Regions from separate parts of the Homo sapiens genome. Here region 2 is linked to region 1. Evidence: chromatin loops called from intact Hi-C (ENCODE). Cell type or tissue: Caco-2. All regions are shown on one strand. Links, peaks and the distances in the headings refer to the core of each region. The heading gives the core; the rest is flanking DNA. Region 1 overlaps KIAA1217. Region 2 overlaps KIAA1217.

Evidence for each region. Peaks named below come from ENCODE experiments on the same cell type or tissue, not always from the same donor. Only the 100,000 strongest peaks of a DNase experiment are listed, where the experiment ranks them.
Region 2: it touches region 1 in a loop (2.7-fold over the local background); 2 of 110 quality-filtered maps call a loop at or near these places.

The regions. Positions count from the first base shown.
Region 1 is chr10:24,314,411-24,324,664 of GRCh38, forward strand. All of the region lies in intron 2 of KIAA1217, which reads left to right. Among named protein-coding and RNA genes, the nearest start is that of MIR603, 44 kb to the left of the region's middle. In Caco-2, for the core only: a CTCF peak has its summit at 5,251 (motif pointing left); DNase peaks (open chromatin) are centred at 4,213 and 5,211.
Region 2 is chr10:24,233,994-24,244,247 of GRCh38, forward strand. The region is part of intron 2 of KIAA1217; the gene reads left to right. Among named protein-coding and RNA genes, the nearest start is that of KIAA1217, 30 kb to the left of the region's middle. RefSeq lists an enhancer at 3,755-4,280. In Caco-2, for the core only: no CTCF peak of the experiment used is centred there; DNase peaks (open chromatin) are centred at 4,188, 4,638, 5,068 and 6,191; H3K4me3 peaks cover 3,855 bases.

The DNA of each region.
Region 1 (10,254 bases), core at 1,250-9,249:
CAAGGTAGCACTTTAGCAGTTTCCTAAATGAGGGAGGGTATTCATGTGTGTATGCATGTATGGTGTCTGTGTGTGCACACGTGTACATGTGCTCACGCATGTTATAACTGTAGAAAACAGGCAGGGGAGCCTGTGATTTGCCTTGTGTTTCTATAAACCCCCCTACAGCTTTAACTAATTTCCATGGTTGTTGATGGAGGTTCAGATGTGAAATCTAATGGTATCTGTGATCTGCAAAATATACATATTGGCCGGGTGCAGTGGCTCACGCCTGTAATCCCAGCACTTTGGGAGGCCGAGGCAGGAGGATCATGATTGTCAGGAGATTGAGACCATCCTGGCTAACACAGTGAAACCCCATCTCTACTAAAAATACAAAAAAAATCAGCCGGGCGTGGTGGCAGGCCCCTGTAGTCCCAGCTACTCAGGAGGCTGAGGCAGGAGAATGGCGTGAACCCAGGAGGCAGAGCTTGCAGTGAACTGAGATAGCGCCGCTGCACTCCAGCCTGGGCGACAGAGCGAGACTGTCTCGAAAAAAAAATAATAATAATAAAATAATAAAATAAACCCATTGTTCATCTAAGAACCTACCCATGTCTTTCGGGAGGCTTTCCATCTTATCTTGTCTTGGTTCAGACAGTCTTCCATGGGACCCACTGATACCCTGGAGCATCTCTGGAAGGTTGAAGCGGAGGACAGAGGAGGCATGGAAAAGGTGTGCAGTAATACATAGGAAGCTTCCAAAGAGAAGTGGGTGCAAGACAGCACAGAAACATGTTCAGTTGCCTCAGCTGCTGATGTTCAAAATACCTGCAGAAAATCAACGCTGCTACACCCAAAAGAAAAGGAAGATGGAACTGGGGGCCTAGAGTGAATTTTTTCAAAGGTAAAAAGGAGCCCAAATTTCACAGAATGATCTCCCGCTTCAGAAAGGGAAACCCTCTAAGTACACTATACACTTCCCTGCCTGTTTTCTGGAGAGTGATACCGAGTGTTGGCACTGTCTGCAAGGAAGGAAGTAGGACTTTGACTAATTGCACAAACAGCAATTTTGTGTTTTTGAAGTGCGAGGACTCAGTCCTGTGTCCACGAAGCCTCCTTCAGGAGGTTACTTCTTGACATAGCCCATCAACCGGACCTCCCGTTGCTAGGTTCTGAGCCTTAGGGTGCTTTCAAATGCAATATCTAGGCCAGGAGTGGTGGCCCACACCTGTAATCCCAGCACTTTGGGAGGCTGAGGCAAGAGGATGGCTTGAGGCAGGAGGATCGAAGTCAAGGCTGCCGCGAGCTGTGATCGTGCCACTGCATGCTAGCCTAGGCAACAGAGCAAGACCTTGTTTCAAAACAAAACAAGAAAAAAAAAATATGTGCAGAATCCACTAATGGAAGTCATCATAAATTTGTTGCCAGAATGGGAATGTATCAGTTTATACTTCCTACATTTTGTTTTTTGTGATGACTTTAACTTTGGATCATTTTATCAGTGACTGGATGAAAGTTTATCTTTATTTTATCTAATGGGGGGGGGGAATCCAAGGAGCTTTTTAAAGACAGCCAGTATAATTGATTATAAAGGGTAGTTCCCTGCTAAGCTGAAAATGCTGTCTTCGAACACTTTAGGCATCTGTTTCTACCTAAGAGATGCATTGTGGAGCCCAGTCTATAGCACCTGCCACTGGTCTTCAATGTGTTCAGTATGTATCCTGATAATATATGAAACATCAGGGTCCGCTCACCTGCTTCAGGTGCTGTGTGTACTCCAACAGGTATTCTACAATCCGAGCTGTTCATCAGTTGTTAAATTACTGTGATTTGAGTCCCTTCAAAGTGAGATCCATTGGCAGCAGGAACTGTTATATAGTATTATGTGTGTGTTTAAGGGCAGAGGGATGGTGTTATCTAACTGTCCTGTCCCAGTTTGCAGGCATGGAAGGAGTTCCTAGGATGTGTGACTTTCAATTTTAAAACTGAGAAAGGCCTGGACAAACCAGGATGAGTTGTCAACCTGCATGGGGGCAATGGATTTGGCCATGAACTTCATCATTTCAAAGTATTAAGTTGTTGGCATTCTGAATGCCCCTGAACCTATTTTGCATCGTAGAGTGGACTTGTTCCCCAGTGACCCATGTCCACCCCTAGTGGACTCGATCAACTCCTGACACACCCCTACTAGGAACACGAAAATGGTTGTAGAATGTGTTTCATTGTCCTCATCCACAGATACAGACACTTTGGTGACTCTGTGTTCTATCTGAATGGGGGCTGAGACTACAGGATACCCCATCCCATTTCTGTCCTCTGTCCTTCATCCAAGGTGTCACCATTTGTATCTATCAGGAAGGAGGCTTTGCAGCTAAAATTTAAAATAATAAGAAGAATATATTTCCGAGCCAGAGATTAGATGCCTACATATCTCTTTTGGCCTCAGCATTCTGTGGTCTTCTATGGAGAAAGGCTAATTTTCTGAAGGCTTTGAATGGAATGAAAACTGCCTGTTCAAATGGTTCTGAGGATACTGAGAGACGCTCAGTGTGTGGTCTTTTTATTTTTAGTAATAGTGTTGGAAAAAATCAGGTTATGTTTACGCTGAGTGTGTGGGGGGCGCTGGTGAGATTGTGTAGTCTAGAAAAGGCTAGAATTATAAATTATTATAAACGTTGGCCATGTGGGGAAATTCTTATACCAAAAATACTGCAATGTATGTCAGCCTATAGATTTTCATGTAGTTTCTTGTCCAAAACTGTATATGAGAGCAGAAATGATTGATTATGTTATGTTCAATGTATACCTAATATCTAGTGCTGATACATAAATAAACCCATCATTTGTGACAAGGGTCTTTTGTCCGCATTTAATTTTATTTTGTTACTTTTTATTTATTTATTTATTTTTCAGCCAGGGTCCTGCTATGTCGCCCAGGCTGGTCTCAAATTTCCGGACTCAAGCGATTCCCCCACCTCAGCCTCCTGAGTAGCTGGGACTGGAGGTGTGCACCACCACACCCAGCTTAATTTTATTTTTATGGCCAAATATGACACAGGTGAAAGCCATTACCCAGACCTTCAAAGGAGTGTCACGATGGGGTTGGCAATGAGGACAAGGGGTGATGAGGAAAATACATTGCTGGAAATCAAGTTGATAATAGGTTTGGTGGAAGATCTAAGAAATGTAGTGTGGAACCTCTGAGGTAGGGAAACTGGGAATTCTTTTCTTTAGAATATACATGTATATTGGCATGTATGTAGAATATGCATGTCTGGAACTCCAGAATACAATCTGGGCTGCAGCCATCAGTGTACAGGTTAAAGGTTCTTAGGCTTTCTCTGTTCACGGCATTCCTGTAGACTAAAAGAAACAGCTAACAGCTCCGTTTATTAAGTAGTAAAGCCCAAACAACTTAGTAATTATTTATGACCTAACAATTTAGTGGCCAATTGAAAATACAATCACATCAATTCAAAAGAAAAGATGTATTTTTTCATTTTTAGGTGATGGCTGGTTTTATGCATCAACGTGCGTAGGGCATGGGGCCTAGATATTTGGTCAAACCCCTGACTGGGTATTGCTGTGAAGGTTTGTTTTTTAGATGAGATTAACATTTAAATAGGTAAGTTTTCTGGGTGCAGTGGCTCATGCCTGCAATCCCAGCACTTTGGGAAGCGGAGGCAGGAAGATCACTTGAGGCTAGGAGTTTGAGACCACCCTGGGCAATATAGCAGAACCTGTCTCTAAATAATTAGATAGATAATTAGATAGAGATAGATTAGATTAGAGAGGTAGGTAGGTAGGTAGATGATAGATAGATGGATAGATAGATAGATGGATAGATGGATGTATAGATAGATGAATAGGTAGGTAGATAGATAGATAGACAGATAGACAGACAGACAGACTGATTGAGTAAAGCAGATTATCTTCTATACTGTGGAAGGCCTCATTCAATAAGTTGAAGGCCACAAGAGAAAACAGACTGAAACAGGCTGAGGTTTCCTTGAGGAGGAGGGAATTCTGCCTCTAGACTGTCCTTGAACTTGAGCTGCAGCATCAACTCTACCTTAGGTCTCCATCCTGCTGACCTTCCCAGCAGATTGTGGATTTGCCATCCCCCACAATCATGTTAGTCAGTTCCTTAAAATCATCACTCTCTCTCTTTCTGGTTTTCTCTTGAATACACACGTATACGCACACCTCCCCCTCTCTTATCTGGAGAACTCCGCCTTCTACAATTACCAGTGGGATGTGTGCACCTGTTGGGCACCGCACAACTCCCCTGACCTTGGAATCAGATTGGACAACATTTCCTATTCCGCTTTGATTTTTCTGCAGTACTGGCATTTTAATCCCAGCAACCTCTGAAAACCTCATGTTGCAAAAATGACATCAACAAGAAGAATGCTTATGATCTAATGTTGAAACTGTGAACTACCTGAAGTGAATCATTAGCCCAGTGTGTAACAAGTATTGCTGTGTTTCCCTCAAAAAGTTAAAATATCCCTCAGTGCCTCTGTGAGTTCGCTGTGGCATCCCATCCAGGACACCTGGGTGCACGGTTTGGGAGCTGCAGGTAGAGTGGCAGCAGTAGTCATGGGAGTGGATGAGTTCAGGTGGAGGGCACAGGAGGTGGAGACAGCAGAGAAGAGCTTCACAGAGAACATCTAGGAGGGACAGCTGAAGAAGCGCTTTGGGGCCGGGCGTGGTGGCTCACGCCTGTAATCCCAACACTTTGGGAGGCCGAGGCGGGCAGATCACCTGAGGTCAGGAGTTCGAGACCAGTGTGGCCAACATGGCGAAACACCGTCTCTACTAAAAATACAAAAATTAGCTAGGTGTGGTGGTGCATGTCTAATCCCAGCTACTCAGGAGGCTGAGGCATGAGAATCCCTTGAACCCAGGAGGCAGAGGTTGCAGTGAGCTGAAATCATGCCACTACACTCCAGCCTGGGTGACAGAGCGAGACGTTGTCTCAAAAAAAAAAAAAAAAAAAAAAAAAAAAAAGGCAGGGGATGGCTTTGGAAAGGAGATTCTAAAGGGAGACTAGAGACACAGGGAAAAATTGATGTACTGTCTGTGAACAGCAAGGAAAATATGATTACACCTAAGAGATGAAATTGGCATAGGCGAGAAGTCAGAAAAATAATCTATACAGCTTGCATGGTTGGGGAGTTAGGAGAGGCCAAGGCCACGTGCACGTAGAGCAAGAGGTAGAAGAGGCCCGGGGGCTAGAGCGCACCCTGGTGGATAGTGTGAGAATTTCACACTGGCTCAAGCCTTGAAGACCACCCCAGGGGTGCGCCTTAGCAACGCACTTATGCAAGACCCCAACAACTGGCCCTTGAAAGGAGCTTTTCACTGGTGGGGTGTGGCCCTGCTTGTATTCAGAACCATAGTTTTAACAAGCCAGCATTAAATCCACAAGTCTTTGCCAAAGCACTTTAAGCCTCTTGACATTTATTGGAATTAATTTACCTGCAAGGAAGTTCATATATCTAGCTTTGTTAACCCTACATTCGGGAAAATGTTTCCATGAGATAACTAAAACCCGCATGAATGATACAATACTGTGACAAAACCCAAAGGTGGCATAATTAGCATATAAAACTCCCAAATTTTTTTTGCAATTACCATCGTCTAGTAACTGGTTGTTTCATTAGGTAAAAGTGGATGGAATCAGTGGAATTATATGTATGATATGAAATGCTCTTTGGCATCTATTAAATTTTTATTTTGAAGAAAAAATAAAGGACAAGGAAAGCATCCTATTCCAAGACTCCAAGGAGATTATATTTTTAATTCCACACCACAGAAAATGCAAACAAATTTCTAATTACACTTCATGCATGGAGATCTGTAGAGGAAAAATAAATTGGTACCCATCCACCCAAAAGCCACAAATCAGACATAGAATGGCTAATCACAAATATAACTTGTGTGCCTGATGCTGATTACTTTCTCCGCAGTCTGTTGTGAACAATTAAGAATTTAGATCTTGGGCTGGGAGTGCTGTTTTTAAAGTGTGACTCAAAAGCATAAAGTTCATTTAAATTTCTCCTAATCCTGGTTTGCAATTTCTATTCCTTTTTGGTTAGAGTATTATTTATCTTCAGGAGGCCCCTATTATACTATAAATATTGCCTTGGGGCAGTGTTCATAGCACCACAGCACCTATCTATCCATTTATCAGAATAATCAGCACTTCCTGTTGGCTGAGAAAACACTGTCATTTTTACTGTTTAAAAACAGAACAGCTTTCAGTAGCAATTGCCATTAATTGATTTCATGGCAGGAAGACGGAAAATTCTCCATTTTTTCATTCTCATAAGTCACCTAAGAACATCTTAAAAGCTACAGAGAGGCCGGGCTCAGTGGCTCATACTTGTAATCCCAGCACTTTGGGAGGCTGAGGCGGGCGGATCACGAGGTCGGGAGATCGAGACCATCCTGGCTAACACAGTGAAACCCTGTCTCTACTAAAAATACAAAACCAAAATTAGCCGGGTGTGGTGGCAGGTGCCTGTAGTCCCAGCTACTTGGGAAGCTGAGGCAGGAGAATGGCGTGAACCCAGGAGGTGGAGCTTGCAGTGAGCTGAGATCACACCACTGCACTCCAGCCTGGGCAACAGAGCGAGACTCCATCTCAAAAAAAAAACAAAAAAAATGCTACAGAGAAAGGGGACAGCTGCCATGGAAAACAGTGGGGCGGTTCCTCAGAAAAAAATAAAAATAGAATTATCATATAACCCTGCAATTTCACTTCTCTGTACCCAAAATAATTGAAAGCAGGAACTTGAGATATTTGTACATCCACGTTCATAGCAGCATTATTCACAATTGCCAAGGGATAGGCTCGGCACAGTGGCTTATGCCTGTAATCCCAGCACTATGAGAGGCTAAGGTGGGCATAATGGATCACGTGAGGTCAAGAGTTCGAGACCAGCCTGACCAACATACCAAAACCCCATCTCTACTAAAAATACAAAACTTAACTGGGCGTAGTGGTGCATGCCTGTAATCCCAGCTACTCAGGAGGCGGGAGAATTGCTTGAACCCAGGAGGCAGAGGTTGCAGTGAGCCAAGATCGCGCCACTGCACTCCAGCCTGGGTAACAGAGAGCAAGGCTTCATCTCAAAGGAAAAAAAAGGAGCCAAAGGATGGACACAACCCAGGAAGAATGGATAAAATGTGAAGGAAATTCTGACACATGCTACAAAATGGATGAACCTTGAGGACATTATGCTCAGTGAACTAAGCCAGTCACCAAAAAGACAAATAGTATAGGATTCCACTTGTATGAAGTACTTAGGGTAGTCGAATTCAGAGACAGAAAGTAGAATGGTGATTGCCAGGGGCTGGGAGAGGGGAGATGGGGATTTACTGTTCAATGGGTGTGCAGTTTCAGTTTTGCAAGGTGAAAAGTGTTCTGGAGATGGGTGGTGGTGATGATCACATAACAACATGAAAATACTTAGTGCCACTGAACCGGACGCTCAAAAATGGCTAGGTTGGTACATTTTGTGGTGTATTTTACTGACATTTTATTTTATTTTATTTTATTTTTTGAGACAGGGTCTCGCTCTGTCACCCAGGCTGGAGTGCGGTGGCCCGATCTCGGCTCACTGCAATCTCCACCTCCCAGGTTCACGCGATTCTCCCACCTCAGCCTCCTGAGTAGCTGGGATCACAGGTGCATGCTATCACACCTGACTAATTATTATTATTATCATTTGGCAGAGATGGTGTTTTACCATGTTGGCCAGGCTGGTCTTGAATTCCTGACCTCTAGTGATCCACCCGCCTCAGCCTCCCAAAGTGCTGGGATTACAGGTGTGAGCCACCATGTCTGGCCTGAAATTTATTTTTAAAAAAGCAAATCTACAGAGGAGTGGGCTCCACCATAGAAATTCAGTTCCAGTTAGTCAGCAGTAGCGGCCTGGGCAGCAGCAATTCTGGTCTAAGGTGCGGGGTAATCTCTGAAGTAGTTAAACACAAGTGGTGTAACCAATGTGTCAGGATGGGAGAACTGGGCACTGGGAAAGAGAAAGACTAGTGTTGGGAGGAGCAGGGAAGCACCAGCAAGGAAAAAGACCCTGTACATGAACTTGGCTAAGGAATTGTTTCAGTGATAGAAATACCAGACACTGTAAATGGTTGTGCACATGGGCCAGAGAGGTCTTTAAATTACATTTGAAACATATACACCTACTGTGTACCCATAAAAATTAAAAACTATTTTAAAAAATAAATTCCATTTGAGCCACTCCTTCAAACCACCCAGAGTGGGTAGACGTCTTTCGTGCCTCTAAGAAGCCCCATCTCTATTCTGCGTCTCACCTTGCAGGGCTGCTCATCTGAATCCTGAAGATGGTGGACACCCATCTGCTAGGACTGAAATGAATAGGACAGAGGGAGGTGCAGAGTGAATGGACCATACTACCTGTCATCTTGGCAACGTGTGATTGAATAAAACAACTTCTTTAGAAGTTTGATAGAGTGATTTGATAATGTAATTTACAAGTGATCATTTCTTTTTATTTTCATTTTCAGTTGTTTTTTATAGACAAAGTCTCACTCTACTGGCTACCGGCTAGGCTAGAGTGCAGTGCCACACTCGTAGCTCACTACAGCCTCAAGTTCCTGGGCTCAGCAATCTTCCCACTTCAGCCTCCTGAGTAGCTGGGACTATAGGCATGAACCACCATGCCCAGCTAATTAAAAAAAAAAAATGTTTTTGTAGAGATGAGTCTTGCTATGTTGCCCAGAATGGTCTTGAACTCCCGACCTCAAGTGATTCTGTCACCTCAACCTCTCAGTCTTCTTTTTATTTGTGTACCTGGCTTCAGCCCTTTTGTTTCTTCAAGGGCCTGGACTTGTTACTCCTGGCCCAGGAGTATGTTGTTAAACACTGGATTAATGGTGTGACCTATGCATCTATTTAATTTATACGTATGTACAGAGAGATTTTTGCGTGCCGTCAGTGGCTAACCAAATCAGGCAAACCACAGTTCATTTGAGTAAGTCCTCCCATGCCATGAGGCATCCCTGAAAGGGATCCATTCTCCTTTTCCAGAGAATTTTCTAGGATCAGTAGCAAGGCCTGGTGTCCCTACTCATGCTCTTTATTGAATACAATTCATTTTGAGTGACCTTTACTTCTCAGTAATAGTTCTTTATTTGTGAAGCGCAGTTTGCAAACAGCCTAATCGGCTTCTGGCTTCTGGTTACTAGTATTCCACCTGCTTTGTAATGCCATTGTAAAAACCAGCTGGGTAGGAAGGAAGAAGATATTGATTGAATGTTTTTCACTGGAAGAAAAATTTGTGTAGCAATGAGACTGCCCTAGATTCAAATGGAATTTGAAGACAATGCCCATGTTTTCTCTTCGTGTGTGTGTGTGTGTGTGTGTGTGTGTGTGTGTGTGTGTGTGTTTGACTAACTTAGGGTGGTTTTTTTTCGTATTTCTTCTTAGTACCTGAGAGTTAATGTATCCTAGTTAATTAATGATAGTATGTTTCTAAAAATCAAAGGAAGAATAATAAGTATAATAAAATGTTATAAAGTTAAGCATAAGATCTTAGGCTAAGGAACCACTGTAAATACACCTGTAATCCCAGCAATTTGGGAGGCCAAGGTGGGAGGATTGCTTGAGGTCATGAGTTTGAGACCAGCCTGGGCAGTATAGCGAGACCTCATCTCTACAAAAAAAAATTTAAATTAGCTAAACATGGTAACATGTGCCTGTAGTCCCAGCTACCACGGAGGCTGAGACAGGAGGATTGCTTGAGCCCAGGAGGTAAAGGCTGCATTAAGCCGTGATCACACCACTGCACTCCAGCCTGGACAACAGAGTGAGACCCTGTCTCAAAAAACAACAGCAACAGGCCGGGCACTGTGGCTCACGCCTGTAATCCCAGCACTTCGGGAGGCCAAGGTGGGTGGATCGCTTGAGGTCAGGAGTTTAAGACCAGCCTGTCCAACATGGTGAAACCCTGACTCCACTAAAAATACAAAAATTAGCCAGGCATGGTGGCATGCTCCTGTAATCCTAGCTACTGAGGAGGCTAAGGCAGGAGAATTGCTTGAACCCAGGAGGCAGAGGTTGCAGTGAGCCAAGATCCTGTCACTGCGCTCCATCCTGGGCAACAGAGCAAGACTTCATATCAAAACAAACAAACAAACAAACATACAAAACAAAACCCACAGCAACAAAGAAACTATGGATAAATTGACCCAGGGTGAGAGTATTAGTAAGGACTCTTG
Region 2 (10,254 bases), core at 757-8,756, 81 kb before region 1:
TTTAGTGTCTGTTAACTTTTTAAAAATATTATCTCTCTTGATTTACATTTGTTTGCATCTGTCAGGTATGCCTTATCATTCATTTTCAATGTTTTTGTATTAATACAGGTTGAGTATCCCTAATCTGAAAATCCAAAATGAAATGTTCCCAAATCTGAAACTTTTTGAGCACCAACATGATGCTCAAAGGTCATGCTCATGGAAGCATTTCAGATTTTGGATTTTTGGATTAGGGATGCTCAACTGGTAGCTATGTACTGCAAATATTCTAAAATCCAAAAAAAAAAAAAAATCTGAAACCTGAAACACCTCTGGTCCCAAGCATTTTGGATAACAGTTACTCAACCTGTAATGAGCGTGTTTATTAGAAACTACATACATATATATCGGCCGGGTGCGGTGGCTCATGCCTGTAATCCCAACACTTTGGGAGGCTAAGGCAGGCGGATCACCTGAGGTCAGGAGTTCGAGACCAGCCTGGCCAATATGGTGAAACCCTGTCTCTACTAAAAATGCAAAAGTTAGCTGGGTGTGGTGACGCATGCATATAGTCCCAGCTACTCAGAGCTGAGGCAGAATTGCTTGAACCCAGGAGGCAGAGGTTGCAGTGAGCCGAGATCATGCCGCTGCACTCCAGCCTGGGTGACAGAGCAAAACTGTCTCAAAAAAAAAAAAAAAAAAAAAAAGAAACTACATACAAAAAACTTGGCTTTGCTTTTTCAGCCTAATTCGTTAAGTCTGTTTTTAATGGGAAATTCCGTCCACTAGCATTTAGTGTAACAACTGATGGACTTAATTATATTCCTCCATCTTAATTTGACAGCAAGTACTGTATGTCTATTCTTCTTCTCTCTTAAATGTGGCTCATGCTATTTAAATGCGAAACAATGGCTTGAGTTTAGGTCTTGACAAGCTGTATCTGAAATGACAGTGGTTGCTCCAAGTGAAAATGACTGTTAGACAATTGGAGATAAAATAGGACTGGACCCTATGCCAGGAAACAAGACTAGACAGATACATGTTGGAGGGATCAGCTCTATTAGTCACAGTTCTTCAGAATATCAGAGCCAATAGCAGAATTCCTTTTTCTTTGGGGGACCTCAGTCTTTGCTTCTAAGGTCTTCAACTGATTAAATGAGGTCTACTCACATTATGGTGGGCCATCTGCCTTACTCCAAGTCTACTGATTTAAATGCTAATCACACCTAAAAAATACCTTTACAGCAACATCTACACTGGTGTTTGACCGAACAACTGGGCACCATAACCTGGCCAAGTTGAAACATGAAATTAACCATCCCCCTCTGCACCAACAGTTGACAGAATGTGAATGGATAATTTCTAAAAACAAGTAACAACTACAATCAAACACAGAGCCAAAGATCAAGGGTTTAGCATTAGAGAATTACCACAGTTGGGGTCCATGTTTCATTAAAGAATCCAAGCATTCTTATCTTTTGGTGATACTTGTAGTGTGGTCTTGACTTACGAAATGTATATGTGTTGTTTTCTACCTTTTTCATGTTTGACAGTTTTTCTTTAGACCAGAACTTCGGATTGCAGCTATTTCTTAAGAGTTGCTATTTCATTAGCCTTATCAACATCCTAGAGATCTGTTTGCCCTGGGGTTTTGAGGGCTAAGCCCTGAGTTGTAATGCATTAACTCTGTTCTGTGCAGTCCTTCTAGGACTAAATACAGCCTGCAGCTAAATACATACTGCTTCTCCAAGGCTGCTGCTGTGCTGATGTTTCTGTCTGAACTACCCCAGACTCCAGTACCGTCTGTTAACTCCGTATCTCGGAGGATCTGCAGAAGGTCCGCGTTGACCCTTTGCAATCCAGTATGCACTTTCAGGCTCATCTACTAAATAAATCCTTTCAGCATGGCTTCGTTTAGTTAGGCTCTTAGTATCCCAATTATGAGCAATTTTATTAAACTAGGAGTATCAGTGCCTGGTAGTTAAGTACAGGTGTTTTGGGTTTAAATCTCGGGTCAGCCTGAGTTCAAATCTCAGCTCCAACACTTAATAGCCATGTAAACTTACTGTAATTACCTAACCTCTCTAAAGCTCAATTTCTCCATTTGTAAAATGGGAATAATGATTGTTCTTACATCATACTATTGCTGTGAGGCTTAAATGAGATAAGGGTTGGTTATTTGAATGATAAAAAAATTGATATTTTGCTTGAAAGAAAGTATTCCTTTTCTACCTGACAACTTCCAATTCATATTTCTTTTCTCTTTTCTTTTCCATTCTTTTTCTTTTTCTTTTTTTCGACGGCGTTTTGCTCTTGTTGCCCAGGCTGGAGTGCAATGGGCAGTCTCGGCTCACTGGAATCTCCGCCTCCCAGATTCAAGCAATTGTCCTGCCTCAGCCTCCCAAGTAGTTGGGAATAAAGGCATGTGCCACCACACTCAGCTAATTTTTTTGTATTTAGTAGGTTTCACCATGTTGGGCAGGCTGGTCTCAAACTCCTGGCCTCAGGTGATCCACCCTACTCAGCCTCCCAAAGTGCTTGGATTATAGGCGTGAGCCACTGCGCTAGGCTCATGTTTCTTAAGAAACAAAAATTCAGGCCATAAATAGTTAAGTCTAACCTCTTTCCCCAGCTGTTTGTGTTCTTTTATCTTTGTGAGCTTTTTCAGTGAGGAGTTTTTTTTTTTGTTTTTTTTTTGAGGCATGTTCTTACTCAGTTGCCCAAGCTGGAATTCAGGGGTGCAAACATAGCTCACTGCAGCCTCAACCTTCTGGGCTCAGGCGTTCCTCTCACCTCAACCTCCCAAGTAGCTGGGACTAGAGGCACACACCAGCACGCCGGGCTAATTTTTGCACTGTTTGTAGAGACGGGGTATTGCTATGTTGCCCAAGCTGGTCTCAAACTCCTGGGCTCAAAAGATCCTGCTACCTCAGCCTCCCAAAGTGCTAGGATTACAGGCATGAGCCACTGCTCCTGGCCCGTTTTCTACCTCTGCTATAAAACAGGTTTGTTGAAGCGAATTCAAGACAGAGAGTCTTATTTGCTCTCCAAGTCAATCATAGGTACCCATGATGTTGCTAAATTTAGAAAAAATAGCTCATCTACATGCATTTATTGAGCTCTGATTTGATTAGTATGATGCTAAGGTTGCCATCAGGCAAATCACAATGTCATTAAGGCTTAGTGAGATGTTTTTCTCATTCAGGGATGGTAGGAAAAATCGTCACTGGACTGGCCACCTCTAATCAACTCTTGGCATTTCTGCCCAGCCTTCGTGTGTTGTCCTTATTGCTGGGATCCTTGTTGCCAAACACTTTCCCAGCTCTAAGTTGTTCAAGATCTCTCTGTCTTGATCATAATAATGTCAATGCTGGTTACAAATTTTTCTCTTGGGTTTACCTCTGCCTGTCCACTGAGGAAACGGTTAATGGAGTTGCTTTCCCATCTGAATTCTTTCTGGACTCTCTCCATTTGCCTTTACATTCTGACTCTTCTCGCTCTCTTTTCCAAGCCTGAATTCAATAAGCAAAAGCTGAGATACTGTAATTTCCTAAATAACCCAAAGGGAAGATCTGGCATAATTTATAACCACTCTGACTGCTGAATCAACTTGCACTTGCTCTTCTCTCTAATGGAACTTTGAAGAATAACTGTAATTGAATAGTGCCTCCACCCCATCTTCAGATTTGACTGAATCAAGCCTAGATCTGGTTATATCTGGTTTTTGTTTGTTTCATGTTGTGTTTGTGCCCCACTGAGTATAAAGCCCAAGTGTGGGCTTCATCTGGATGTATTTTCATCTCACAGAGACATTAATTGAATCTCTGACAATAGTCTTGCCTCCGAGGAGTGCTCCAACTCTGGCTGCGGTATTAAACCAAGGTAGTTCTTGGTTGCCTTCAAAGGTAACCTCCCATCTGTTGACAGTGAACTACGGCAATGCAACGCTTACAGAATCATTGGAGGAGAGGATCCAAAGCGTTTACAATTCCCTGCTATGCAAAGAGTCATTCTGAGTTTTTTTAACCTATGATTGCTCTCTGTAAATACCTGGGTGCACCCAGCAAGGTGTAGAGGTTAATGTTTGCTCTCTGACCTTTGAAGACAGATGCACTGAATATGTTGCAGTTTGCAATGGGATCCGTGGCAAGTTAACAGCAGACTGCTCCTTCAGCTACTGCTGTTTCCAAAACTCTGCAGTGTCACATCTTGCTCGCGGCTGCCTCCTCAGAAGTGCTTCTCAGCTTCCATTCAGCTCCCTGCTGAGTTCCTCTGAAGAACTTTGTACTGTGGCATATGACAGCGACCTGATAACATTATGATAAACTCCTATGGGTTTGAACTCAGTCCTATTCAAATTTTCTGGTGCCTAGTGGTCAGCAGTCTTAGACCTGGGGAGTAAGAGGTGTGTCTGCAGTGAATTTAGAGGTGAGAAGAAAGAGGGCTGGACTCAGATATTGAGTATCTTAGAGCCTACGGACCATTTCCCAAAGCCTAGAATAGATTTCAGCGTAATTCTGGTAATTTACATAAACTAGGATAGACATGCAAAATATCTGGATATGTTAGGAAGGAGTTAAAAAGTTCTCCACACCTTTTCCTACCACCTCTGCAGCCATAGAAGCCGAGGGGAAATGCACACACACACACACATACACACTCTGGCAGGGAACCTGTTTTGCAAGTTTTGCTGGTAAAAAGTTCTAGGAAGGGGGCTGGTGGAGAACAGAGTGGAAAAGAAGTATCAATTGAAGGTTTTTCAAGACCTGAGTTTTCAAGGTAACTTTATCCTGCAGAGAGAGACACGCATGGCCGCTGTAGGTTTTTCTTCCACCAATTAAGTGCATTGTTAGACAGGGAGGGGCAGATTAACGAACGCCTATAATTTTGATCATTGTTTTTTGCAAAACAGCTCAGGCTTTGAAAATGAAGCCATCGTTCCCGGCTAAGTTTCTGCCAACAGCACAAATTATACTGTGCAGAGATCCAAAGCCCCTAAGAAGGTTTCATTAATGAACAATTTCAGACGATTGTTTAAGTCTTCGCCTGACAGGTAATGTTGGCATGTCGGCAGGTGGGGTTAGGGTTTCCATGGAGATTTATGATGTCATGCTTGAAAGAGCATGTCAAGACAGCCGATTTAACAAGTAGCTACTCAAAAAGTCCTATAGGCTACAAGTAGGTTTTATGCAAATGACGAGAGTTTCACTGGGAAAAACTGCAAAAGAAAACAGCCCAGACATGGAGGGGGGTTTTACCTGACAGCTCCGAAGGAAGACCCTGGAGTCCGTTCCAGACAAAAACTTCCAGAAGAATTAGATTTTCTGCTTTAACTGCCGCCTCACCTGTGGAGCTCTGGGTACAGGTAAATATGCGGGGTTTTTTTCTTCCAAGTTTTTGCCAAAAATTATTTGGAAACATTTCGCTCTGTTTCTCGGCATTGTTCTCTTGGCAGGAAGAAGTGAATCAATAAGCCCAGCTTTCCCATAGCAATGTTCGTGCTAAAGGGCTGTTTTTAAGGGCTTTTTTTTTTTTTTTTATTGAATGAACTGAGATTTTTGAATAGAGCTGAAAACAAGCGATGCATTGTGCGTTCTGCTGATTGTGCCCGGTGAATACTGCTATAAAAGTGCCACAGATAAGGGTTAGATGGACAATCTGAAAATTGAGATGCTCCATGTATTTCTTATTTATTCCCAGATGTGTGTGTGTGTGTGTGTGTGTTTGTGTGTGTGTGTGTGTGTGTTCTTTTACTCTTACGACAAACCTGAAATTGAGACTATGGGTAGTTTTGTATTTTCACATTGTAAAAATGCCAAAAATAAAATCCATGGAATGTTGCAGAAATAATCTTTGAATCAGGTTTATGAACATTGCACTTTTTTAAAAGTATGTATCTGATGCTTTTCTCACCGAGGCATTTTTCCCAGACTAGAAAAAAACAGTCCTGATAGAGACATCCAGTTTTTGAGCTTTTAGGGAAGCAGGATTTCTAAATTCCAAGAAGATAGATAAAGACTTCTTGGAGGAAGGTGGGGTGTGGGTGATAAAGGTAGTTTTTAAAGCATGGTTTAAAAGAAAATACTGGTCACTTGGGAGTATGAGGGTTTTTTTTGTTTGCTTCGGCTGCCAGTGAGGATAAGTAAACAGTCTTGCCAGCCATTTGGATGTGATAGCAATCACTGGATGCGGCTGTGGATCTGTGAGTTAGCTGAAAGGGGTTAGTTCAGAGGCATCAGTTGCCCTGTGAGTAGTTAGTTCCACCAAGCTTAAAAAGAACACAAAGAAAGCCTATTGTTTCTTCCACACAGTGCATGGCAGCGTGTGAGGTTAAAGCGGAGTTCAGAATCATCGAAAGATACCTGTGAAATGGGAATTTGGACTTTTGAAACTAAAACTACTTAGGAATAAGTGGATAGGCTTTCAAAATGTTTTAAGAACTGCCTCATGTGTGAGAATGAGACCTCCTGAAATTTTGCAGTTAGATAATGTGGATTAATGCCAGAACTCACATTCATATTAAATTGTTACCACAGTTATTGCAAAACAGTGAGTGACAAAGAACTGTGCCTCCAACATCGGAAGTTCTGGGCGTTGAGTTCTGGCTTCACCACTTAGTGGCTGTATAACTAGAGGAAAGTAAATTCATGTCCTTAGGCCTCAGTCATCATGTCCATAAAATGGGATGCCAGTAGCTAGCTGTGTTGTGAGGATTAAATAACAAAACAGACGTAGCACAGTTCTAAGCATTCATGTTCCAAATGTTAATGATTGTTTTTATTGACTGCTGAAATGGCATTGGATATTTAGAAAGTGTTTTTATATTCTTTACTTCCTCTTATCATTACAAGTAATGACTAGCAGTCAAGTAAGGCTAGTAGTCTTTTTTTTTTTAAAAAAAAAAGACAGGGTCTCACTCTGCCACCTAGGCTGAAGTGCAGTGGCGCGATCTTGGCTCACTGCAACCTCTGCCTCCCGGCTAAAGCAATCCTCCCACCTCAGCCTCCTGACTACTGGTGCATGCCACTGTGCCAGGCTAATTTTTTGTATTTTTGGTAGAGATGGGGTTTCACCATGATGCCCAGGCTGGTCTCAAACTCCTGGGCTCAAGTGATCTACCCACCTTGGCCTCCCGAAATGCTGGGATTACAGGCTTGAGCCACTGCACCCGGCCTTGGCTAGCAGTCTATTTCCACTTTACAGATGCAGAAACTGTGGCTCAGAGAGTTACTGGGAAATACGACATAATAAACTATCCTATACTGCCTGCACTTTTTCTCATTTTAGGAGGCATAGAAAAAAAATGAATGTGTTATTGAAATAACTCCCAGCAGCAGCAATGATTCTGTAAAGTAATTAAAATACAAAATGTTAAGTATGCCAAAGGAGCCAGGGTATTTATATTTTTATATTAATTATGCTTTTGCCACTTTTTTCTAGACAGGCTACAGAAGTGATATTAATTTACTTTTTACTGGTACCTACTGATAGGAGCTCCAGTACTGCACAGACTTAAAATTTTAAATTCTACCTGCCTGAAATTTTTCTTGGCCATACAAGTAGAGTCGGATTTTAATGTTACAGGTATTTTCGGAGTGAGAACCCAAGTCACCAAGGGGCTGTGGTTGCTACAGGGTGCAGAAGGAGCCTAGGAGTCGAATATACTGTCCTTTATTCCTTCTGTATTCTAGACGTTGGCACTTCCTCCCTTGCCTCTATCCCAGACAGAAACACAGCCCATAATTATATCCTACATCCATTGTATGTAAGAGACAAATATGTTTTTCATTGTGCTATTTTTAGCCACAGTGTTTCTAGCTGGGGAAAACACTCTCTTCATTCCAGGGTTTTCTTAACAATTTTTCCAGTTTTTCCATGTCAGACTATTCAGAATTATTCAGGTTCCACACTCCTGGGAGAAGGCTCTTAATGAAGTATTGAGTAGGCTCATCGAGGGGGATTCTAGAGGGATTTTGGCATCTGAGCTGCTGAGCCTGAACTCATTCTATGACAGATGATGTCTGTGGTCCCATGAATTAGGCTGCATTGAGGACTCTCATTCCCAGCACTGTTTGGGGGCACTGGGAAAAGGTTGAGTTACCTTATCCCAAGGGTAGATCTATAAGGAGAAAAGCAAATATTTATTTATTTGTTTTAAATTTCTGCTTTTATTTTTAGATATAGGAGGTACATGTATAGGATTGTTGCATGGGTATACTGGATCCAGATAATGAGCATAGTACCCAATAGGTAGTTTTTTAACCCACATCCCACCTCCATCCCCACTCTAGTAGTCCCCAGTGTATTTTGTTCCCATGTTTACATCCATGTGTGCTCCATGTTTAGCCCCCACTTGTAAGTGAGAACATGTGGTATTGGGTTTTCTATTTCTGCATTAATTTGCTAGGAAAATGGTATTCAGCTCCATCCATGTTGCTGCCAAAGAAATGATTTCATTCTTTTTTATGGCTTTATAGAATTCCATGGTGAACATGTACCACATTTTCTTTATCCAGTCCACCATTGACGGACACCTAGGTTGATTCCATGTCTTTGTGGATAGCACGGTGATGAACATAGAAGTGCATGTGTCTTCTCGGTATAATGATCTATATTCCCTTGGGTATATACCCAATAATGGCATTACTGAGTCAAATGGTAGTTCTGTTTTAAGCTCTTTGAGAAATCTCCACACTGCCTTCCACGGTGGCTGAACTAATTTCACTCCCACCAGCAATGTATAAGCACTCCCTTTCCTCCACAGCCTCACCAGCATGTTATTTTTTGACTTTTTAATAACAACCATTCTGACCGGTGTGAGATGGTATCTCATTGTGGTTTTGATTTGCATATCTCTGATGATTAGTGACGTGGAGCATTTTTTCATATGTTTGTTGGCTTCTTGTATGTCTTCTTTTCAGAATTGTCTGTTTATGTCTTTTGTCCACTTTTTAATGGGGTTGTTTTTTGCTTGTTGATTTAAGTTCTTTACATATTCTGGACATTAGACCTTTGTTGGATGCATTCTTTGTGAATATTTTCTCCCATTCTGTAGGTTGTTTGCTCTGTTGATGGTTTCTTTTGGTGTACAGAAGCTCTTCAGTTTAATTAGGTCCCACTTGACAATTTTTTTATTGTTGCAATTGAAAGCAAATATTTATTTCATTCAAAGTTTTAGTTTCAAATATGAATCACAAAGCTGCAATTTTAGGGTAGAAAAGAGTTTTGAACTCAAACATGGTGCCAAAACTCCAAATAGGTTTTGAGTCACTGATGAAATGTTTCTTAAATTTTATTTTATTTTCTTTTAGATTCAGGGGGTACATGTGCATGTTTGTTTCATGGGTACATTGCCTACTGGTGGGGACTGGGCTTCTAGTGCACCCATTATTCAACTAGTGAACATCATAACCCATAGGTAATTTTTCAACCCTCACCCCCTTCCCACCCTCCCTCCTTTTGCAGTCCCCAGGGTCCATTATTTCCATCTTTATGTTCATATATACCAATTGTTTAACTCCCGCTTAATAAGTGAGAATATGCAGTATTTGTTTTTTTTGTTTCTGAGCTAGTTCACTTAGGATAATGGCCTCCAGCTCCAACCATGTTACTACAAAAGACGTGTTTCATTCTTTTTTATGGCTGTGTAGAATATTCACATATATACAGGAATATATATATATATATACACATCTATGAATGTGTAGAATATTCATATGTATGAATACATACGAATGAATATATATGTGTGTTTGTGTGTATATATAGGACTATATATACACATCTATGAATGTATACAATATTCATATATATGAATATATAAGAATGAATATATATGAGTTTGTGTATGTATATATACATATAGATCCTGTTTTAGAAGCCCAGTGAAGCTTTTTATTACACTTAATTGTCGTAGCGTTCAGAGATTATCTTTGATCAATAAGTAGCGATCGCATTGAGCAGAGCACTTTACACCTAGTGGGTTTTAGCAAAGGCTTGTAAATCAGATGGGCTGCGTGCAGTGACTGAAGAAGTCTCCTGCCTGGATTCGGATCCTGCCTTCATTACTTGCTCGTAGCACAGGCTTTCCACTGAAGAGCATATGAAGTTTTGTTCATATTCCAAATAAAATAGAGCATCTGAATTTCCAATGCCTCTTGATAAAGGAATTAGTGGTCTTTAAGTATTACATTATTCTCTTTGAATGTCATTTTTGGAATTTTCACAGAAATGATTTCTTCAGAAAGAAAGGCACTGAAAATTTAACTGGAAGTT